Linked DNA regions of Homo sapiens: region 1 is linked to region 2. A link is a loop called in an ENCODE intact Hi-C map of the cell type or tissue named here. Cell type or tissue: A673. All regions are shown on one strand. Links, peaks and the distances in the headings refer to the core of each region. The heading gives the core; the rest is flanking DNA.

Region 1 (11,257 bases), core at 3,602-7,601, 170 kb after region 2:
GTACAGGAAGGGCTTGGGGTGTCAATATTGTTAGGAAAGGAATGGCTGGTGACTTAAACTGATACTAACTTTAGATAGGAGTGCACTGATTTTGCTTAGTTTGCACTGTTATTTAGAGTAGCTTTGGGAGGCTCTGCTAAAGATTATGGGGAAGACTAAACTATCGCTTATTCCCACCGCCAAGTCCTCTGTTGTGAAAAATGCTTTCAAAGCCTTTGTGGTCCTATTGCTAGGAATAACTGGAGGAATCCCTAGGACAGACAGCATTTTTAGAAATAGTTGTTCGGGGCCATCTTCATCAGAACCACTAGGGGAAGATTCATTAAAAATGCAGGTTCATGGGCCTCCTCCAGATTTAATGAATAAGCATTTGAGGAGTTTCTGACTCAGCATTTTTAGCAAGCTCTCCCAGGTGATTTATATGTCAAGTGTGATTGTAGACAGAGACTTGTAGGCAAGTATTTGCAGGGCACAAATTCTAACCAGATTTCTTCTGTTTAGATGATGATGCCATTGTCTCAGAAAAAAAAAAAAAAGAGAGATTTAGAGATTTGGGAACAAAATAACAAAATTAATTTGAACGTTTTGAACTTTTTGGATATCCAGATTAAAATATTAAATAGTCAGTTAAACTCATAAATAAGGCTGGGATGTAGGTTCAATTTGGAACCCCCAGCATCTAGGGTTCGGTTAAAGTAATGAAAATAAATGAGCACCCTAAGGGTTTAATATAAAAATTTTATAAAGAACTCATAAAACTTAACAGTGGAAAAACAAACCCAATACAAAATGGACAAAAGGCCCAAATAGACATTTCTCCAAAGAAGACATAAAAATGGACAACAGGTTTATGAAAATATGCTCAGCATCACCAATCCTCAGGGCAATGTAAATCAAAATTACTAAGAAATACCACCTCATATTTATTAGGACGGCTGTTATCAAAATGTCTGCAGATAAATGTTGGAGAGAGTGTAGAGAAAAGAGTACTCTTGTACACTGTTGGTGGGAATGTCAACTGCTACAGCATTATGAAAAACAGTATGGATGATTGTAAAAAAATTAAAAATAGAACTACCATATGATCTAGCAATCTCTCTTCTGGGCATATACTCAGAAGTGGAATCACAACTTTGTAAAGATATCTGTATTACCATGTTCATTGCAGCATTATTCACAATAGCCAACATATGGAAACAACTTAAGCATTCATTGATGGACAAGGGGATAAAAATGTGGTACAAATACACAATGGAATATTATTCAGTCCTAAAAAATAGATCTTGCTTTTTGCCACTATGTAGATGAGCCTGGAGGACATTATGCTATGTGCTATAATCCAGACACAGAAATATTGCCTGGTCTCACTTATATGCAGAATCTTTGTAAAAAAAAAAATCAAATATATAGAGATAGAGAACAAAACAGTGATTACCAGAGGCAGGGACTGGGGGTATGGGAAGATGTAGGTCAGAGGATACAAAGAAGCATATATATATATATATATATGTATGTGTGTGTGTATATGTGTGTATATATATATATATATGATGAACAAGTCTAGAGATCTAATGTACAACATGAGGACTACAGGTAATGAAATTGTACTATGGGTTTCATGTAAAATAAGTAGATGTTAGCTACTCTTACCACAAAAACAACAAAAAAGTATAGCTATATGAAATGATGGATATGTTAGTTTGCTTCACTATAGCAAACTTTTACTAATTAAATATATATAAATATTGTGTTTAAGATAATATGAGGTTATGACATACATCGTGTTTAATTAAGACAATATGAGGTTACGTATGCCATATTTATATACATTTATTTTTTAAAAAAGAAAAACATCTTTAGCAGAATTAAAAATGCTGACTAAGAGACTCCACCCCATACCTACTGAATCAGAACCTTTGGAATGAAGCTTAGGGAGCTCCATTTTGATAACATTTTTCAGCTGACTTCCTTTGTACACTAAAGTTTGAGAATCATCACTCTAGGAAGAGGAGAAATAAGTTGAGAATGAAACTCAGGGAATTTACTTACCTTTAAAGAACAAGCAGAAAGCAGAATGAAGAAAAGATGCTTAGGAGGAACAGTTAGCGAGGAGGGAAGCCAGGAGAGAATGGTGTAGCAAAACCCAAAGGAGTAGAGAATTTCAGGAAGGTGAACGATTATGGTGAGGGCTAATGCCTTGCTATTCAAAGTGCAGTCCACTGATTCCAGCTTAGACATCTCATGGGAGCTGGTTCTAATGCAGAATCTCAGGCCCCACCCCAGTAAACTGAATCACAATCTGCATTGTAACAAGATCCACAAGCACACTCAAATTTTAGAAACATTGTTGTTACCTATGAAATTTGCAATTTGGTTCTTGGTGAACTGACAGTGAACAGTTTCAGTGGAGTGGTTGGGGTAGGGCAGGATGACTGCGGTGGTTGGAAAAACAGATGGAAGATAAAGAAATGGAGACAAGTACAGTGCTTTATATACACCCAGAACAAGGGTCTTCTAGCAAACACACTCATCACCAGACCATCTTTTCAATTCAGAGAAACAGAATAGGAGCAGAGGCAGAAAGTGAGCCTTGCTTGCTGCTGCAGGTCTCTACCTTACACCACTCATCAGACAGGCGTGACATGATGGGAATATCACAGGCTGATATTGATAGAGGGAGATGCTTTCCTAAGGAGCAGTGACAGTCAGGCCTTTGATGGCCACGGGAGCTCAGCTGCATGTTGCCTTGTTTGCCTGAAGCAAAGGTAATAGACCGTCTGAGAGTGTGTCTGAGTGACTTTAAAAATCTTTCATAACAAGAGAAATATTACAAAATTTCTAAAGGTTAAAATACCCTAAATTAAATAATAAAATATTCTTTAAAAGCTGAAAATAGAAATAAGCCTAAAGAGTAACATAATGGACAACTTTTAAGAAAGTCCAAAATTAGAGCAGGTTGTAATAGGAAGGGATTTCAATATGTTATGTATTAATTAAGTGAAGTTTCTTCCATTGAGCTGTAGAGGTAAGGTTTTGGGATAATATAATGACCACTAAGGAAATAGATGAGGCTTGGCACAGATCAAATGATTAAATAAAAATTTTTCATACCTAACTGTCCAAAGAGACTATCTTAATAAAACCTATATTTTTGAAAGTCAGAAATTTGTCAAGTGATTGGAATTGAAAAGATCTTAAGGAGTGGTAGTGCAGATGAATCAAAAATTATGTAGCTCAGAATCGAGAACACTCTTGTAAGAGACCAAAGTAATAAAAGTTAAGAGCTTCAAATTTGCTAAAAAAATAAGCTGAAGGATCAGTGGAACTATTTAATATCTCCAGTCTCATAACATATCAAGGGATATAAACAAAATAGAAAAAAATCATTTTTTATTCCAGTCTTCTTTGAGGAAGTCATTAACTGATTCCTAAATTGGTTTTTGAAATTGAGATTCAGAAGTATCAAATCCAAACATGATAAATAGCACTAAGACTACTCTTGACCTAATCAATACAGAGGAATAAGTAGATCAACAAATCCTGGTGGCAGCCATCCAAATGTTTGCAGAAACTCAAGGGTAAAATTAGGTACAACTGGCCAAAATATTTTACATGCTGCTATAAATTCCCAGAGGTGTTGAGAGACTAATAAACCACCAGTGTGGCCTATGTCCATGTGCAAAGACCATGATAATCAGACAGTAAGAGATGCTCAAAGATATTTCATAAAATAACTTATGTAGTGATGCAAATTAGTAAGAATTTATTCACTAGTTGCCTATAAAAATAACAATGCACTTCTAAAGTATGAATTCAGAGATGTTTATTGAGCATTTTTATGTGAAGACACTGTTCTTGGTACTAAGGTACTGCAGTAAACAAGACCAAGTCTCTGACTCTATGGAGCTACCATTCTGATGAATGAAAATTATATTTTAAATAATAATATACATAAAACATATGTATACAGTATAATATATACATATATGCTATAGAAGTAGTGTGCTGAATTGGTCAATGTGTAGAGAACCAAATTAAACAGCAGTCATACTTCCTGTCCTGGAGACGCATGCCAACAAAATGCTTAACAAAGAGGAGGATCGTGGACCATAGCAACAACTGGAATCTAAAAACTACTGCAAATAAGGCTGTTAATTTTACAAAATTAAGCAATGTTAACAAAATGTTCTCTTCTTTTACAATTTTTTTAAGAGACAAGGTCTCACCCTGTTGCCTAGGCTGGACTTGAACCTTGGGGAACCATCAGTCCTTCCACCTCAGCCTGTAGAATAGCTGGCATTGCAGGCACCAGTGTCCTCCCAGAGAACAGTAGATTATCTAAGTTTTCTGATCCTACTACATTTACAAGTAAACAAGAATAACCTATGAATAGCTTTCAAGTTAGCATGACTGAACAATAAAATAGTAGGTGATTTTCATTAGATACAAAGTTATAAGTTAAGAATAAGTAATTTAAACTTTAAATTGTGATGATGTTTGAATATCAATTGTAACTCAGAAAAAGGTTAACTTTAGACTGGTTCGTAAACACATTATTTCAAATTGTCCAAAAATATCCCCCCAGCCAACTTGTCTTCTGGAAAGGTATTAATGCAAATTTTATAGGAATAGGCTGATTTTATATAAAAATGTAGATTTTCCACACCTGAAATGCCATAGTAATTATTGGTTATCACATGTCAAGAAAGATACATAATGACAGGAAAACCTCTAAAGAAAGACAAACCAAGTGATCATTGGAATTAAGGGGTTTTGAATGAATTTGACCATGAGATTTAGATTTGAAACTGGTAAGACAAAAATGGAAAAAGGACACAACCCAAGTTTTAAAAATTTAAATGCAAATTTAAATTTTACTAATGTAAACAGAAGTTTCTTCACCAAATTGCAGGCAGCTTGAGCACTTGAAACGTAGGCAATCTCATAAACAATAAAAATACATAATTGTTTCTACTTTCTCATCTCCCTAACATTCCACATTTTAATTGCCCAACATGGATAGGAAATGCAGTGATTAGACTAGACTAGTTTCAAAATAATTTCAGTTTTATCTTCAAGGTTTGGAAATCATACATGAATTATACTTTATTTAATACTTAAATATGCAGAGCATAAGGTAGGGACTGGCAAATAATAGATGTTCAATAACATCTACTGGAAAAAGATACAAATCCACAGCAAGAGTAAGAATGGAGTTGGAAGGAAATGGAGAGAAAAGAAGAAAGCAAAGAGGATTGAGAGAGAGAGAGAGAGCACGTGAGTAAATCAGAACTGTACAGATAAATTGATATTGTCTTTACTTTGGCTGCCTCTTAGAATTATATTGAATAAGAATTTCAAACTCTCTGAGTAATGCCAGCTCCTGGAGCAAGGAGATGAGCTATAGATCTTAGAAATAAACAAGCAGTAACAGCCTCATACACCAGACCTGAGACTGATACTTTCCTTTGGTACTCGTCTATCTAATGATGCTCTGTCCAGAATATTCTGAGATAAATAAAAGTAGAGGAAAACAAAATAATGCCAAACTCCTTAATAGGAAACAATTTGGCAGGTGATAGTGAGAGAGAGCCCAACTAACATGGAAACATGCAATGAGCCTCTAAGATCCCTGCTGATTTTTGGTTAGGTAACAGAGCCAATAAGTTGAAAGGATGCTTGCATTTATGGCTGGTGAAGACTACAGAGACAGCCTTTACTAAAGTGTGAGTTGGCTTTCCCCCAAACATTACATTACCCTTGAATGGAAAATTGATCGGATGACATATGGTGATAACATCTGCCACCCATGGATAAAGCCGTAGTGCCATGTGGGTGGTAATGGAAGCTGTAATAGTGAGGGTGGAGAATTTAATGACAGTATGTAACACTGAGGAAAGTAACAGCACTCTGGAAGAAAGGAACAATTTGTGTAAATCTTTATGATGGGTACTACAGGACTACACATCCTGTTCTTCTGTAGTCATCCCAGAGTGAATGATAGAAATGAAAGCTGCTTCGTCATTTCATTATCTCCAAGTCGATCTGAGCCATAACCCCTATGGAGCTATTTCTCCCAGACAGTATTATGGGTAGGCACTCTTTCCTTTTCAATAAATAGATAATTATGTAACAAATTTGGGATGATAATAGCAAGAAATTGTAGCCATTTAAATTTATTTATATTAAAGACAAAAGTGAGGTCAAATACTTTACTTCAAAGAATGTATAAAAATATATTTAAATAAGAATTTTTGGAAATAAAACAAATGACAACATAATTAAGAATGCTATTGTATAAATGAAATATTTAAGCTTATTTGTTCTGTTTAATCCATACAAGAAGAAAATAAATGGTATATCCAGCTGCACATTGCAAACAGAAGAGTTTTATTTGCAAAACAGCAAAAAAAACATGGAAAATTTTTCCATGGTATACAGTGTGAGGTTTGGCCAAAGATGTCTATAAAATTCAAATATTCGAAATGGAAGCAGGTGTTCTGACGGACTTGGTAAGTAAAAATTATTCAGGTGAATTTTCTCCTTCACAACCACCAAAATGGCCTTAAAAACTAAGAATCCTAATATAATTTTTAAAAGCACTCTTGATTAGTTTATAGGTATTTCTATGTTTCATTAAATTCTGAAGAATGGTTTTTAGTTTTTCTCTTTCCTAAAGTGAGGGAAAGCAGCAGGTGGTTTATGGTGTAGCTCTGGTACACAGCAGACCTCAAATTGACTTCTTAAAGCAATCCATGGGCCAGGCACAGTGGCTCATGCCTGTAATCCCAGCACTTTAGAAAGCCAAGGAGGGTGAATCACTCGAGGTCATGAGTTCAAGGCCAGCCTGGCCAACATGGTGAAACCCGAACTCTGCTAAAAATAAAAAAATTCACCTGGTGTGGTGGCACGCGCCTGTAGTCCCAGCTACTTGGGAGGCCGAGGCAGAATAATCACTTGAACCCGGGAGGCAGAGTTTGCAGTGAGCCGAGATTGCGCCACTGCACTCCAGCCTGGATGACTGAGTGAGACTCTGTAAGAAAAAAAGCAATTCATGGTGAGTAACGAAATGTCTGGACTGATTTTTCTGTCCTTCTCTTACCACTCTTACATGCATATTTTGAAGCCTTTTCATCCTACTAGTTTTTCTTCCTATCTTCATTTGGGGGAAAAAAAATAACAAGATTTTAAGTTCTGATCTTGCCAAAGCAGATGCTATGAGGTATTTATCATTACCATTATTAATTAATTTATTATTTTCTAATAAAGTCCAGTTTTCAGTTGTAAATTTATTTAAAGCAGAGGATTAGGGATAAACTCTTGGCCAGGCATAGTGGCTCACACCCGTAATCACAGCATTTCAGGAAGAAGAGGCAGAAGGATCCCTTGGAATTCGAGACCAGGCTGGGCAACATAGAGAGACCTTGTTTCTACTAAAAAACAAAAACAAAAACAAAAACAAAAAAAACTTAGGCATGGTGGCACAGGCACTTCAGCCTGAGCAACAGGCAACAGGGCAAGACTCTATCTCTAATGATAATAATAATAAGCTCTTAAGCTTACAAATGAATAAACAAATATGGTGTGTTTTGTGATATTTAAGTGTTTGAAGCAAAACAGCAGTTGATCTATGAGAGGTATATATCATTAGCTTTGTCTTGTGTGTTTTAGGAAAAATTAGCATCTCACCTTTGTTTTGTGGATTTCAGAGAAGACTCTTCTGGACTGAGAAATATACACTCACTTCAAGAGAAATAAATGCTTGAATGTCTATCATGGTAAAGAACTGGTACTAGTGCAATAATAGAGAAAATAACATAAGGTCAATTGTCTAATTGTGAAGATAAAAATACACTTTAATATTATGAAAAATCAATATGTCAATTATTATTTTATAATATAATCATATGTTATAATTAAAGTGCTGGAGAGTCATAAAACTATATATTTTTTATAATGTACATGAGAAACATTTGGGACCCCAGCTAAAATCAAACTCCTGGTTCTTACCTCACACCCGCGAAATAAAAATCATGAAGTTTCTGTCTCAGAAATATGTATTTTTATAAGGTAAAGGACATTACATTTTAACTGTTTATTAATGATAATTTTAAACAAATACAAATTTAGAAAGAATAGATACAATAATTTCCATGTGTACTTCACCAAGTTTCAGTAATAACCCATGATTGTTGTTGTTTCCTTCAGACCCTATCCACTTCTACCCCATTATATTAAAGCACACTATGGGCTTCATATTATTTTACCCATAAATATTCATTATTTAAAAGAACCAGAAAAAATAACTGATAAAAGAAATCATAGATAACACAAACAAATGGAAAAACACTCCATATTCATAGATTAGAAGAATCAATGTCATTAAAATGACTGTTCTGCCCAAAGCAATCTACAGATTCAATGGAATTCCTATCAAATTACCAATGTCATCTTTCACAGAGTTACAAAAAAGTATTCTAAAATTCACATGGAGCCACGAAAAAGCCCAAATAGCCAAAGCAATCCTAAGCAAAAAGAACAAAACCAGAGGTATTACATTGCCTGACTTTAAACGATACTACAAGGCTGTAGTAACCAAATCAGCATGGTACTAGTACAAAAATAGACACAGAGATCAATGTAACAGAATAGAGAACACAGAAATAAAGCTGCACATCTACAATCAACTGATCTTCAACAAAGTTGACAAAAAGAAACAATGGGGAAAGGACACCCCACTCAATAAATTGTGCTGGGAAAGCTGGCTAGCCATATGCAGAAGAATGAAACTGTACCTCTACCTCTCACCATAAACAAAAATTAACAAGATGGATTAAAGACTTAAATTAAGGCCTCAGACTGTTAAAAAAAATTCTAGAAGTAAACCTCTTCTGGACATTGGAAATGCCCAGAATTTGGGCAAGAATTTTGGCAAAAAATTTATGACTAAGCCCTTAGAAGCAAATGCATCAAAAACAAAAATTGACAATTGAGACTTACTTAAGATATTCTGCATAGCAAAAAAAAAAAAAAAATCAACAGATTAAACAAACAACCTACATAATGGGAGAAGATATTTTCAAACTATGCATCTGACAAAGGACTACTATCTAGAATCTATAAAGAACTTAAATCAATAAGAAAAAAACTCACTAAAAAGTGGGCAAAGGACATAAACAGACACTTCTTAAAAGAAGATATACAAGTGGCCAACATGAGAAAATGCTTATCACTAATCTTCAGAGAAATGCACACTAAAACCACAATGAGATACTATCTCACACCAGTCAGAATGGCTATTATTAAAAAGTAAAAAAATAATAGATGTTCGTGAGGATGCAGACAAAAGGGAATGCTTATACACTGTTGGTGGGAATGTAAATTAGTTCAATCCCTATAAAAAAACAGTATGTAGATTTCTCAAAGAATTGGAATTGAACTGCCATTTGACCCAGCAATCCCACTACTGGCTATATACCCAAAGGAAAAGAAATTGTCCTATCAAAAAGACAGCTATACTCATATGTTTATTGCAGCACTATTCACAATGGCAAAGTCATGGAATTAACCTAAGTGCCCATCAACCATAAATTGGATAAAGAAGATGCAGTAGATATACATCATGGAATACTATGCAGCCATAAATAAGAATGAAATCATGTCCTTTGCAGCAACATGGATGCAGCTGGAGGCCATTATCCTAAGTGAATTAAAGTGAATTGATGTGGAAACAGAAAATCAACTACCACATGTTCTCATTTAAAAGTGGGCACTAAACAATGGGTACATATGGGCACTAAGATGGAATCAATAAATACAGGGAACTCCAAAAGTGGGGAGAAAGGGAGAGGGGCAAGGGGTTGAAAAAATACATATTGGGTAGGGCACTATTTTCACTATTCAGGTAATGGGTTCAATAGAAGCCAAACTCCAGCATTATGCAACACACCCTTATAACAAGCCTAAAAACATACCCCTGAATCTGAAAAAAATTTTAAAAATTATCTAAAAGACAAGGAAACTTCTAAAAATACCTTTATTCCATATAAAAAATACACAGTTGGTGTTCACATTTCTCCAAATGTCTCATGAGTGTTTTCTAGATTTTTGTTGAAATCAGCATCCAAAGAAAGTCCATTCATACATAGCACACTGCAAATGGTCTCTTTTAACCTACAGGTTGCCCTGACCCACCTCCCTTTCTCTCTCTCTTTCTCTCCTGCTGTAATTTATTTGTTGATGAAGCCATAGCCTTTACTCTGTAGAGTTTTCCGTGGTCTCAATTTTGCTGATTGCTTTCCCAATGTGTTATTTAATATGTTCCTCTGGTACTTAAATCTAGATGTTTGGTTACCTTCACACTTTATTCCTAGATTGTGTATGTAGTGTTAGTACAAGTTTGGGTTGATTTTCTTTTTATGATGTTAGGTATTCATAATCATAACACATCTATAATTTTATCTGAAGCTGAAAATTAATGATAACCAAATCTTATTATTCCTTGTACATTTAATAGCAAATTGAGAAACTTTGTTCATTTTTTGTTTATTCTGAGTTAATAATTCATAGGGGAAAGAGAATAAATCTTATTTTTCCCTTTCTTCGCCACTTTTGAAAGAATGAGATACGATAGGCTAAAGAGTATATGCATACTCAATTTTGTTGGAATTTACTAATTCCTTATTTACGAGGTTCTGTGCTTTCGTATGACCACCAGCAACCATGTTTGAGGGTATTTGTTTCATCACAAACTTGACAACAGAGTATGTTGTGGATGTTTTCCTGAAAAAGGTAAAATATATGCTAGGATTTTAATTAGACTGGATGGAGGATATATTTTGTTTCCTTTGTTTTTTTGTGTTTGTTGTTTTGCTTTTTTTTTTTTTTTTCCGAGGCAGGAAAAAAAAATAAAACATTACAAAAATGTTTTCTGTCATCCAGCCTAGAGTGCAGTGTTGCAATCTCAACTCACTGCAGCCTCTGCCGCTGGGGCTCAAATGATCCTCCCACTTCAGCCTCCTGAGTAACTGGAACTACAGGCGTGCACCACTATGTCCAACTAATTTTTGTATTTTTTGTGGAGATGGGGTTTTGTCATGTTGTCCAGGCAGATCTTGAACTCCTGGGCTCCAGTGATCCTCCCACCTTGGCCTCCCAAATTGCTGGAATTATAGGTATGAGCCACTGTGCCTGGCTCAAGCATTTTTATTATTCCATTTTCTCCTTTACACATTCTTTTACCACTTAAATAGTGATT
Region 2 (11,257 bases), core at 4,787-8,786:
GAATAATCCTGGGAGAGTTAAAGGACTATTACTGTTCCCAGATGATAATGAATTTAATTACTTTCCTTCAACAGAAGAAGTTACCCTTTTGTCTTTAGTAAATCTTAGGAATTGAGAAAGACTTGAGGAGGTGACAGATAGCTTTCAGTAAAGAACTCTTCAGGGATGGGAGGTCTAAGCACTGACAATGCAGGGGTGCCCTAGGGCAGCTCAAGGGTATTAGAGAAAGATAAACTAGAACTGGTGAACCATTGTTGTGGTCTGGTTTAAAATTGCACACAATCGATTACTACAGCAATAGGTTTCCATTATTTATACATAAAATAAAGATATTGATATGCATGTTTAAACATTTTAATAATAGTGGTGTGTGACCACAAGTTTGGAAACCTACTAGGACACAAGAGATGGAACTATGTAAAAGATAAATGGATTGTTTTCAAGTGTTGCTTCTATTAGTGATGTTTTATTTGTATGCTTACCATGTGTCAAGGACCTTTCTTATTGCTTTATAGGTATGAATTCATTGAATCCTCAGCAGCACGATCATAGTTTAAATAGGTAAAACTATACCAATTTTGTAAATGAAACTGAGGTCCACAGAGGTGAAGTAATTTACCAAAACCTTACAGCTGGTAACACAGAAGCCTGATTTGAATGCAGACAGTGTCAAGCTCAAGCTCAAGCTGTTAATCTTGACACTATATTGCCTTCCTTTATTAGTTCTGGAATGCTCTCATACTCTTTCTTCTTCCTTATTATAGCCTGTGAACAGCTGCTCCCAGGATCCAAACTCTAGAATTAAGCAATAATAATCTAGCTACATTATTCAGAAAATGGGGAGAGGAAGCTACCTGCATGTTAGAAGCAGCTAGAAGCAACGTAAGTAGTAAGCCCCTGTAAGCCTCTGCAGTACCAGACTGCTAGTGGCCTGAAGCTATCAATCCTAATGATGCAGGCTTTGGAGTGAAACATACCAGTAGATTCATTGCCACCTTAGGTCAGCTATGGCACCCATTCCTTATCTGGAATCTCCTAGGGCAGTGGTGAAGTAATGGTATAAACATGAATAGTGGACAAAAAGCACTTAGTTCATATCCTGCTCTGTCATTTACTTGCTGGGTGAGCTAGGACAAATTAATCTTTCTGTCTCGCTCACCTCATGTATAAATAGTTTTAATAATAATACTCATCACATAGTGCTGTTATGAGGATTAAATAAATATTTGTAACACATTAAACAAAGTTTGGCACGTAGTAAGTACTGTATAAGTGTTTGTTAAAAGTAAAGAAATCAAAAATCATTTATATAATTTGAATTCACATAAATCATTTATATGAAGCAGTAGAGTGCCTGACACAGAGAATCAATATGTATGAACTATTCATTGGAGGCAACCAGCCCCACATGATAAGAGTTTTACAATTAAAATGCTCTGTTCTGTACTTTAAATGTATAGCATTCTGGAATTTAAATACTTTTTTGGGGTCTGATATTTGTTTTGGCACATAAAGGTAATGGACACTGAATAACTGATATATTTCTGACAGATAATTGACAAATATATCAGGAATAATGCTAAGTCCTAGGGTCATAATTATGAATGAGAGACAAAAGGTATCTGTAAGAGACAGTCTAAGATGGATATTTTAATCTTGATTTTCTGAAGGAGGAATTAGAGGCTCCAAGTGGCTCTCCTCCAAGGTCATAAGCCTGGAAAATGAGTCTCACATCCAACTCTGCCTGGCTTCACAGCAATGCCCTTTCCATTTCCCTGTCTGCTGTATCTCCTCAGGTGTCAAAACACTGACTTTGTCATTCTCAGATTTGTCCTTTCTTTGCTGTTGGGTATGGCAACTCCTGTGTATATTTCAAAATCACGGGATTTAAAGGACACCTTTTGACTTGTTCCCTTTAAAATGAACAGATTTATATTTATCCATCCACTCATTAACTTCTTTACTCAGCCGTGTATATAACCATGCACTTTGTGGCCAGATCACTAAGATATAAACAGTTGATTCTCATTATTTATAGATTCCGAATTTATTTGTAACTCCAAATCAATACACATTCACAGACCTCGCAGAACAGTGAAAAATTGAGTTGTCCCATGTGTATGTTCCCAGTTGAGGCTGAACAAGGTGACTTTTGCCTTCCTATTTCAGCTCTCCTACTGTAAACAAATGTCCTTCATATGGTGCTTAGTGCCACATTATTTGCACGTTTTGTGCTTTTTGTAGGTAATTTTCCTGTTTGAAAAGGCCCCCAAGTACCAGTGCTGTCTACTATTCCTAAATGCAAGAAAGCAGCGATGTGTCATATAGAGAAAATACGTGACAAGACATGTTTTTTTCAGGCATAAGTTATGGTGTTGTTGGTCATAAGTTTAATGTTAATCAATCAACAACATATATTTAATAAGGTGTCTTTAAACGGAAACAAACAAAACAAGATTATGTATTGATTGGTGGATGAAAATGTTATGACCAGAGGCTCAACAGGTACCTAACCCTGTATTTCCCCCAGGAGCAACGGCTCTGTATTTACTAAGTCAGTCTTCCCTGAAACCTTATAGAACATAACTATCATGAATATTGAGAATCAACTGTACTTTTTCTCTGTCAGAGGACATTTCCCAACAATTGATGAGCAAAATTTAAGAATACAAAGCTGACAAAAAATAACATTCAAATATTAAAAATATATTTAAGAAAGTGTTCAACTTCAGTGGTCACAAAGAAATAAAAATCAAAATAACAAAATATATTTTTGCTGTCTAGCAAATAATGCAAAATTATAAAAATTTTCAGTTGTGGCAAGAGTACAAAGAGATAGGTACTTTTCTATACTACTTGTTGGCATATTAAAGATTTACAACATTTTCAGAAAGCATCTTCATCTTTTAAAAAATATAAAATAAATAGTTCTAAATATAGGAATCAGTAGTAAGGATATAATCAGAAATTTAGAAAATGATTTTTTTTTTTTTGAGATGGAGTTTCACTTTTGTTGCCCAGGCTGGAGTGCAATGGCACGATCTCAGCTCACTGCAATATCCGCCACCTGGGTTCAAGCAATTCTCCTGCCTCAGCCTCCTGAGTAGCTGGGACTACAGGCATGTGCCACCATACCCAGTTTATTTTGTATTTTTAGTAGGGACGGGGTTTCACCATGTTGGTCAGGCTGGTCTTGAAATCCTGATCTCCAGCGATCCACCTGCCTTGGCCTCCCAAAGTGCTGGGATTATAGGCGTGAGCCACCACTCCCAGCCTAGAAAATGATTTATGTCAAAATGTGTTCATCACTAAGTTAAATATAATAATGAAATATTGACAAAACACCTAAATGCCTGACTTCATAGAAATGGTTGAGTAAAATGACTGTCTTTTGTACTATATATATTGGGATATTTTTGTAGCCAATAAAATTAATAAGATTTTATAGATATTTCAATAATATTAGAAAATGTCTGATATAGTATTCAGTGAAAAAGGGGCATTAAAAAAGGTTTAACAATAATTTGTAGCAACTATATAATAGTACATTTTAAAAAATACTGGGTTAATACAATGCGAATACTGGTTGTATTAGGGTAATGAATCTGTATCTGTACACTGTTTTGAACTTTCCAACTTTTACACAATGAACATTCACAAAAAGTAGATTTACAAAGACTGTAAATTCTCCATTTTGTACATTAAGAAACACTTCCACTATAGTTTTCTGAATTGAAGACAATGAAATTGTTTAATGCATTCATGAAATGGCATTGCTATAAATGAGTCATCTTATACTCTGGCACTTATGATCATATGTTTTACATTTTCAAAACTCCATTAAGCATAAGCACTGGTACTTATTCATACTTATTCATAGAGATCCATAAAGTATGTTGCAGAGCAGAAACCACTCAGTAATGGTCATGAATGTGGCGCTCCTTTCCGATCCCAATCATGACCAGCTATGAGTACTAATACCACCTAATTCTGAGCCAATGATAGTGAGCCTGAAAATACACTAATAGCTCCATCTCCATTAGTGATGCCAGGTATACAATTAATCTGTTTCTGCATCACAGGGCATACTCACACCCACTGGGTAGTAGTGTTTCCACCAAATCTCTATATAAAGACCCAGACAAATTAAGTTGTAGCCTCATTCTTGCTTTTGGATTCACGTTCCATTTCCTTGTTAGAACTCAAGCTTTCCTAGTGACAGGCCTAGTCATGTTAAGGTCTTTCCTTCTGTTCAGGACATTGACTTGTTCCTTTAATTTCAAGCTATTTTATGAGTTCTGGCTATAGCCTTGTTGAATCAACCTAGAATCATATTTCTGTGACTCACCTGTTGCCTTGATCTAGCAATACCTTCTGCCATACTTTGTGCTATTCTATCAGAAATTTTAGCTAAAAACAAAAACAAAACAACAAAACAAGCCAACCAAACCTATCTGGATCAGAACTGAGTATGCCATGACACCTGGGACATTGTGAATAGGAATGCTGGTTGTCTTCCATAGAGGTCAACCCTACTGCCTAGTGACTGCCCTCATTGCCTAGCCACCAGTCATGAACCAAATCTATGTGTTTTGCTCTAGCATTATTAAAAAAAATTAGTAAATGAACTAATTAATGCTTAATACTCTAATTATTTAAAAAATAATAAAATTGTAGTAGCATTAGCATGATGAAATTTTAGAATGGATGGAAACAATAACCATATTTTTGTTAGAATTAAGTTTTGCTAGAATTAAAATATGCATATGACTTACATATACAAATATTACATATGTATGTTTTTATAGTTACACACCTACTTATGTTAAGTATATGTGATTAATTTGTTCATTTAGTTCTAGTGAAGCCAAAGTTAGACATGGCAATAATGATTACTTGTTCCATCTTGAATGTTGATGCTATGGGTTATGAGAACTTAATGGGAGGAGATGGATCAGAAAAACACAAATATATCAATATTACTGGGAAAATATCTCAAGACACGTGTCTTATTGATGGAGTTAGTACAGTTATCCTCATATACAGGCCTCTGAAAACATACAGATCATCTTCCTATGTTATTCACTCAAAGAGAATCTTATCTATAAACTCCTAAATTATCCATTCATTCATCCAATTATGCACACATGCATTCATATTTATTTATTCACTGAATAAATATATATTAAGCACCTAGAATCCAGGCAATTTCTAAGTAGCTTCTGTGTAAGTTACCAATCTGCTTACATATGAATGTGTCACTTGCCATAGCTAATAAGAGCAAGAAAGGTCATTTGAGCCAATGGAAGAGATTGTTTCTCTTAACACTAATAGGAATACTATTAAAACAGTAGCATTCATTTACGTAAGTTTAAGAAACTGGGTTATAGCAATAAACAAGTTTCTTTACCCTTGGGTGTATTTCTTACTCCCCATGGTGTGTTTGGATATGTGAGCTTTGAAGCAGAAGCTGGTGGGGAGGTGAAGGGCTCTGCATCATGGTGGGAGTTGACTCTACAATTCTCCAGAGGAACAATTGAGGAGGGAAAGAAAAAATGGGTATGGAGCAAGGAAGGGTAGCACCAAAGAGATGGAGGGAAAGTTGCATGTTTGTCATGCACTGACTACCTGCAACTCTCAAATAGATGTTTAATCCTATAGAATTGTGTAGTTCTGGCCTACAACCCTGGTGAGCTGTACTGGCCTATGACTAAAGCATCTGTAAGCTTACTGTCCCTTTAACACAAAGACTAAACAAGTCTAGACTGGTTTTACCATCAGGTAAGATACTGCCTTTAGACAAGGCAATATTATATCATATGAAAACAATATAATAAATAAAATAGGGTATCGACATTTCTATTTGTCCTGTGTGCATGAACATCCTATGATAACATGTTCTTACCTGAACACAAATAATCCTGTTTCTGTCTCACTTGCCCTCTCCAAACGCTAACCTCTATTAAAGCACCTGATTAGCCCAGAGACTGTAGTCTCAAATGTACCTCTGGGAAGGAGGGTAAGGGTTTCCAATGACTTTGAATTTAAAGTTTTCCTTTAAAGCTCCTTCTTTTCCCAGGAGTAAAATGGAGGCAGGCTCTTGTCATCAAAAGGAATCAGATTGTCCTATGTGGTGTTGAGGTACATTTTTTATAAATATACAGAGAAAAGAATGAGTTTTGTCTAGGTTCTGCCCACTTGTCTCCACTATGATCTCAGTCAGCTTTTCAAACAGAAAATAAGAGGATGCCCTCACGGGCACCCCAGGGGCCCAGCCTGGCTGCGCACTTTGGCAGCTCTCCCACTCATCAGATCTGCTGCTGCAGGGCTTCTCAGTGTGTACAGCAATTCACAGAGGGAGAGCAATCAGCTCCCTCAGCTGAGAACACCAAGCCCGGAGCTCCAGGCTGGCTCCTCCCCAGCTGCAGTGTAAGTCTGGGAACACTCCCCTCAGGACTGCACTGGCTGGATTCAATAGCCTGCTGGGCCTAGAATGCATCAGGGACTGTTAGCACTCTGGGGAAATACCAAAGTGAACAACACAGGCTCCTTCCTGGACGAGATAACAATAAAGTAAGGCACACAGATGCACATCAAATAGCAAGGCAACCATACCAGTGTGAGAATGACTTTCCTCTGCAGGATGTACTGGAGTACTTTCTAGACACTAGAGTGTAATTGTTGTCACCTCCAGGTAGGTTTCTTCACCAGGTTGTAAGCAAAGAACATGCTTCACTGATCTTTAAATTATTAGCACCTAGCACAGGGCCTGGGTACTTCCTAATGTAATCTAGGTTGCTATTCATATCCCTTTCTCTGAGATCCTTTCCTTAACTTCCGTAAGCTATTTACTCATCCATCTTCTTTATTTCCTTTCTCTGTTTTATTTTTTCTGGAGTCTGTATCACTACTTGATGTTATGCATATGTCTGTTTCTTATCCATCTTGACCACCAGAATGTAACCTTTGTAAGAACAGGGCCCTTCGCCGGTCTTATTTACAACTGTATGCTGCATTCCTAGAATATTTCCTGGCAGACAGAACAGGTGCTCAATATGTGTTTTTTGTATGTTTTTCAAATAATGTTTTTCTGTGTGTGTTTTTTTTCTTTTTTTGGACAGGATCTCATTCCCATTGCCCAGGGTGGAGTGCAGTGGTGCGATCTCAGCTCACTGCAGCCTTGACTTCCCAGGTTCAGATGATTCTTCCATCTCAGCCTCCTGAGTACCTGGGATTACAGGCACACACCATCATGCCTGGCTAATTTTTTGTATTTTTAGTAGAGACGGGGTTTTGCCATGTGACTCAGGCTGGTCTCGAACTCCTGGGCTCAAGAGATCCGCCTGCCTTGGCCTCCCAAAGTGTTGGGATTACAGGTGTGAGCCACGGGGCTGGACCTCAAATAATGTTTTACAAAGATAGTCTATGAATAAATATTTGTAGAATAAATGAATTGGTTTAATAGCGTAACAGACATAAGGAGTGTTATGAAAACCCAATGAAGAAATTAATTTTGACTACTGAAAGATCATGAGAGGCTTTGTGCAGCAGGGTCTTGGAAGTGTGGGCAGGATTTCAACAGTTCAGGAAAGTACCCAGAGGTTGTAAGGGGAAGAACACATTCAGGGAGCCACAAATAGTGAATGATTGCAGAGGAGCTTCTGTCTATATTTTAGTAACTAGTTATATTTAACAGAAATTTATGGAGCAACTACTATGTGCCAGGCATTGTCCTCAGCAAGGAGGAAATGAGCAAAGCAGTAAGATGCAGCCCTAGTATTCAACATGTAATAGCTGAATAGGCTAGCATGGTTTCAAGCTTAAATCTTAGGATCAGGGGACTGGATTTTGTTCTGTGCTCAGTGGGGAGTCTTGGAAAGCTTGTGAGCTGGGAGATTGAAGTTCTTATGTGGAAAACAAAGAAAGGCATTAGAATGCTGAACAAAGCAAGACGAAAGAAGCTGCGATTTTCAGAAGAAATTGCTTTCGTTTTGTAATGAAAACATACCTAAATATTTTCCACACAGGTTCATAAGAAATCCTAGAAAAATAACAAAATCAAAATATTATCGATGCCAGAATTCGAGGCTTCACAATAGGCCATTACTTTCTTTCTTAAAGACAGAGACTATAAATCCGCTTACTCTAGGACTTTAGTGATCCTTATGCCAACATAGTTGTAGGTGATTTAAGTGATAGAAATAAACAATAAAAGACAATCTTGGCTGCCTTCCTTTTAGCAATAACATTACATTATTAAGTCCTTTGGAATAGGGCATCACTAGACTTAAGTCTCTTAAATCGGTATTTTCAGGTAACAACTGAGATGAATGTTTTAAGAGATATTAAACAAGCTTAACTACACAATCAGTGTATAGTTCACTTAGGTGGTTTTTTGCTAAGTTTAACGTGACAGAAATACTGTATTTGCATAAAGTATGACATAAGAAAATGTTCAAATATTACAGATTATATCAAAAAGAAGGTAAGGAAGATAATATTTTTCACATGTCTACCACAGTGCTAAGTGTTTTTCAGGCTTTATTCCCTTCTGGAATAGCCTTAGAAATGATATAACGGATTTCTACTTTGCAGATAGGAAACGAAAATTGATAGCTGGTAAGTCATGTAGCCCATGTTGTTTCAACTCAACTTGATAATGCAAAGCTCTGATAAAACAGTAATGAAATAAAGATGGGGTGAATCATGGGGCATGCCATAATTATTTAAATGTCTCATAAAGAAATACTCATTTAAGTTCCTTTTTATGAATCAAAATATTCTCATGGAGACTCTATTTAAACATAAAATGGTTAGATTTGTTGATTTCTAGGTTTAGCTTTTAAAAATGTAACTGTAAAGCTGTAAAGTCCCATTGCAGGGATAGAACATTCATGGGGAGAGAGAATAACATTTGGTTTCCTTATTTTTGTTATTTTTTTTAAAGAGACAGGGTCTTGCTCTGTCACTCTGACTGGAGTGCAATGCTGTGATTATAGCTCACTACAACTTCAAACTCCTGGGCTCAAGCAATTCTCCCATCTCAGCCTCTCAAGTAGATGGGACCACAGACACATGCTAATTTTTAAATTTTCTGTAAAGACAGTGTCTTGCTCTGTTGCCCAGGCTGGTCTTGAACTCCTGGCCTCAAGCAATCCTCCTGCCTCAGCCTCCCAAAGTAGTAGGATTACAGGTGTGAACTACCATGCCTGGCACTTCACTTTATTTTCCTAATACAATGACAGCCCTGTGACATTGATAAAAGAATAAAAAGAACATGTTCACACTAAATTCAGAATTAATACCTATGCTATATTCTAAGCACTCATAAAATGTTTAATAATTTTCTATTAACTTTAGTGTGATGATAGTCATATTTTGTTATCATTTCTAGGCCTGGCCATGCAGCACAGAAACTGTAAAAATTCTGCAAACAAGTCTTGAGTTAGGTTGATGCTCTAAATATTAATAGTATTTAAACCCATCCCTTTGAAACACGTTCACACATATTTGATTGCCAGATATTAATCTTTTCTTTAAAGGGCCAGATATTAACCATTTGGCTTTGTGAGCCATTCAGTCTCTTGAAACTAGTTGACTCTGCCATTATAGTGCAAAAGCAGCCACAGACAATAGGTAGATGAGTGAGAGTAGTTGTTTTCCAATAAAACTTTATTTATAACAACTGGTGAAAGAGTGGGTTTGGCCTGCAAGGCTGTAGTTTGCTAACTTCTGATTTATAGAACAGGTATGGCTATAAAAATATAATTTAAGCATAGTGACATGTTCTGATTGTTTACTTACTGATCTGTGTAACTTATCTGTTTCCACTTCTGCCTCTTCTAATAGACTGAGGTCTTTTAAGGCATGGAGAAAATCATGCTTTTTCTTAATATCCACAGTACATTAAAGGCAGGAGAGCTGGCCATTGGCTGCTATAAAGGCATCCATAAGAGCTTACAGAATATCAATGGAATAAATAAAATATATGTGTCAGTAAAATTAGATTTCCACAGAAGACAGGCAACTTGTATATCGGTCTTGTTCCCACCAAAGTAAACAGCTCCCTAGAGTGAGAATATAAAAACGCCTTCATTGGCACCACTCATCTCTGTTGAGGACACTCATGGCCTGCACATCAAGCTGCCCCTTGTAATTTACAGGCAGAGCCAATTCCTGCACCCACACATACACACACACATTGTCTCTAGCCCCTAGTCAATTGCCTGAAGTCATAAGTCACAGGGAGCCGAAATTCTGAATGTGTATAATGCATGGCATAACTGCTGTTTACCAAGAACCAGTGATTTATGTTAACATTGAAATTTAAAACCCTCTAATATACCTCCTCGGAAGTTATCTGGCTCAGAATATTGCAATAATAAGGCAATTATGATTAAGTTATAATGTTATATAATGTTTAGTGTGGGTAATAAATCTCTTATTTTTGAACATAATGAAAAAGCTATACAAATAATTAGAAACCTTGGCCCTAATAAGAAACGTTAACAAATAATTAGCCTCCCTGGGGTATTCATTCACAAATCTCTGTATGTCTCTTAGTAGGCTTTTGATAAATGTTTGTTAAATAAATGAAGGCAATAGACTTTTGCTCCACTAACTCTGAATAATCAAAGAACTAACTTTGAACACGTCAAATATCATCAATTTTATTACATGAGAAATACAATAATTTCTGATAAAATTCCCACTACAGGGTGGCTGTACAAGGACAGTGTTTCCTAAAATGGTGCTGAAATTCACTGTAAGAGATATATCCATGTATGGAGTAAATGTAAAATGATTACTTTGTCTGTCATTTGATAACTGGGAGAGAAAGAGATACTGAAAGCAGTTCTGGAGAGGATCCTGGAGACCCAGGCTGGAGGAGTTGTTGCTGTCCAGCTGAAGAAACAAAGATCCTTCATGGGTCCCGACAAGGAGTCCACCACTCACTGCAGTTAATGCCATGGGGAAGTCGGGAGATGGCAAACAGGAAAACATATGGTGGATTTCAAAGTGATCAAAGAGAAGGCATTATAAATGGGTAACACCACAGGAAAAGAGGGAAAGGCAATAAATCAGAGGGACTAAATAAAATCTTGAAGGAAAAGGAGGAGTCAGTCTTAGGTATACAAGAAATAAAAATGGCTATTCTAAATGCTGTCTTAGTAGAAAACGAAAAGACTAATTCAAAATACACATACACACTTTTAGGATTAATGCATTGTTTCCTAAGAACGCCAGAATTTATTTT

The links. Peaks named below come from ENCODE experiments on the same cell type or tissue, not always from the same donor. Only the 100,000 strongest peaks of a DNase experiment are listed, where the experiment ranks them.
Region 1: it touches region 2 in a loop (2.4-fold over the local background); 1 of 110 quality-filtered maps calls a loop at or near these places.

What each region holds. Positions count from the first base shown.
Region 1 is chr2:165,457,219-165,468,475 of GRCh38, reverse strand. No RefSeq gene overlaps it. Among named protein-coding and RNA genes, the nearest start is that of CSRNP3, 6.9 kb to the left of the region's middle. RefSeq lists an enhancer at 6,659-7,858. In A673, for the core only: no CTCF peak of the experiment used is centred there; a DNase peak (open chromatin) is centred at 5,865; H3K4me3 peaks cover 693 bases; H3K27ac peaks cover 2,562 bases.
Region 2 is chr2:165,630,198-165,641,454 of GRCh38, reverse strand. All of the region lies in intron 4 of CSRNP3 (cysteine and serine rich nuclear protein 3), which reads right to left. LOC124906085 (a long non-coding RNA gene) reads left to right here and starts at 765. Exons shown (of 3, transcript XR_007087279.1): 1 at 765-882. RefSeq lists enhancers at 5,821-6,399, 6,400-6,979. In A673, for the core only: no CTCF peak of the experiment used is centred there; DNase peaks (open chromatin) are centred at 6,384 and 7,864; H3K4me3 peaks cover 954 bases; H3K27ac peaks cover 3,164 bases.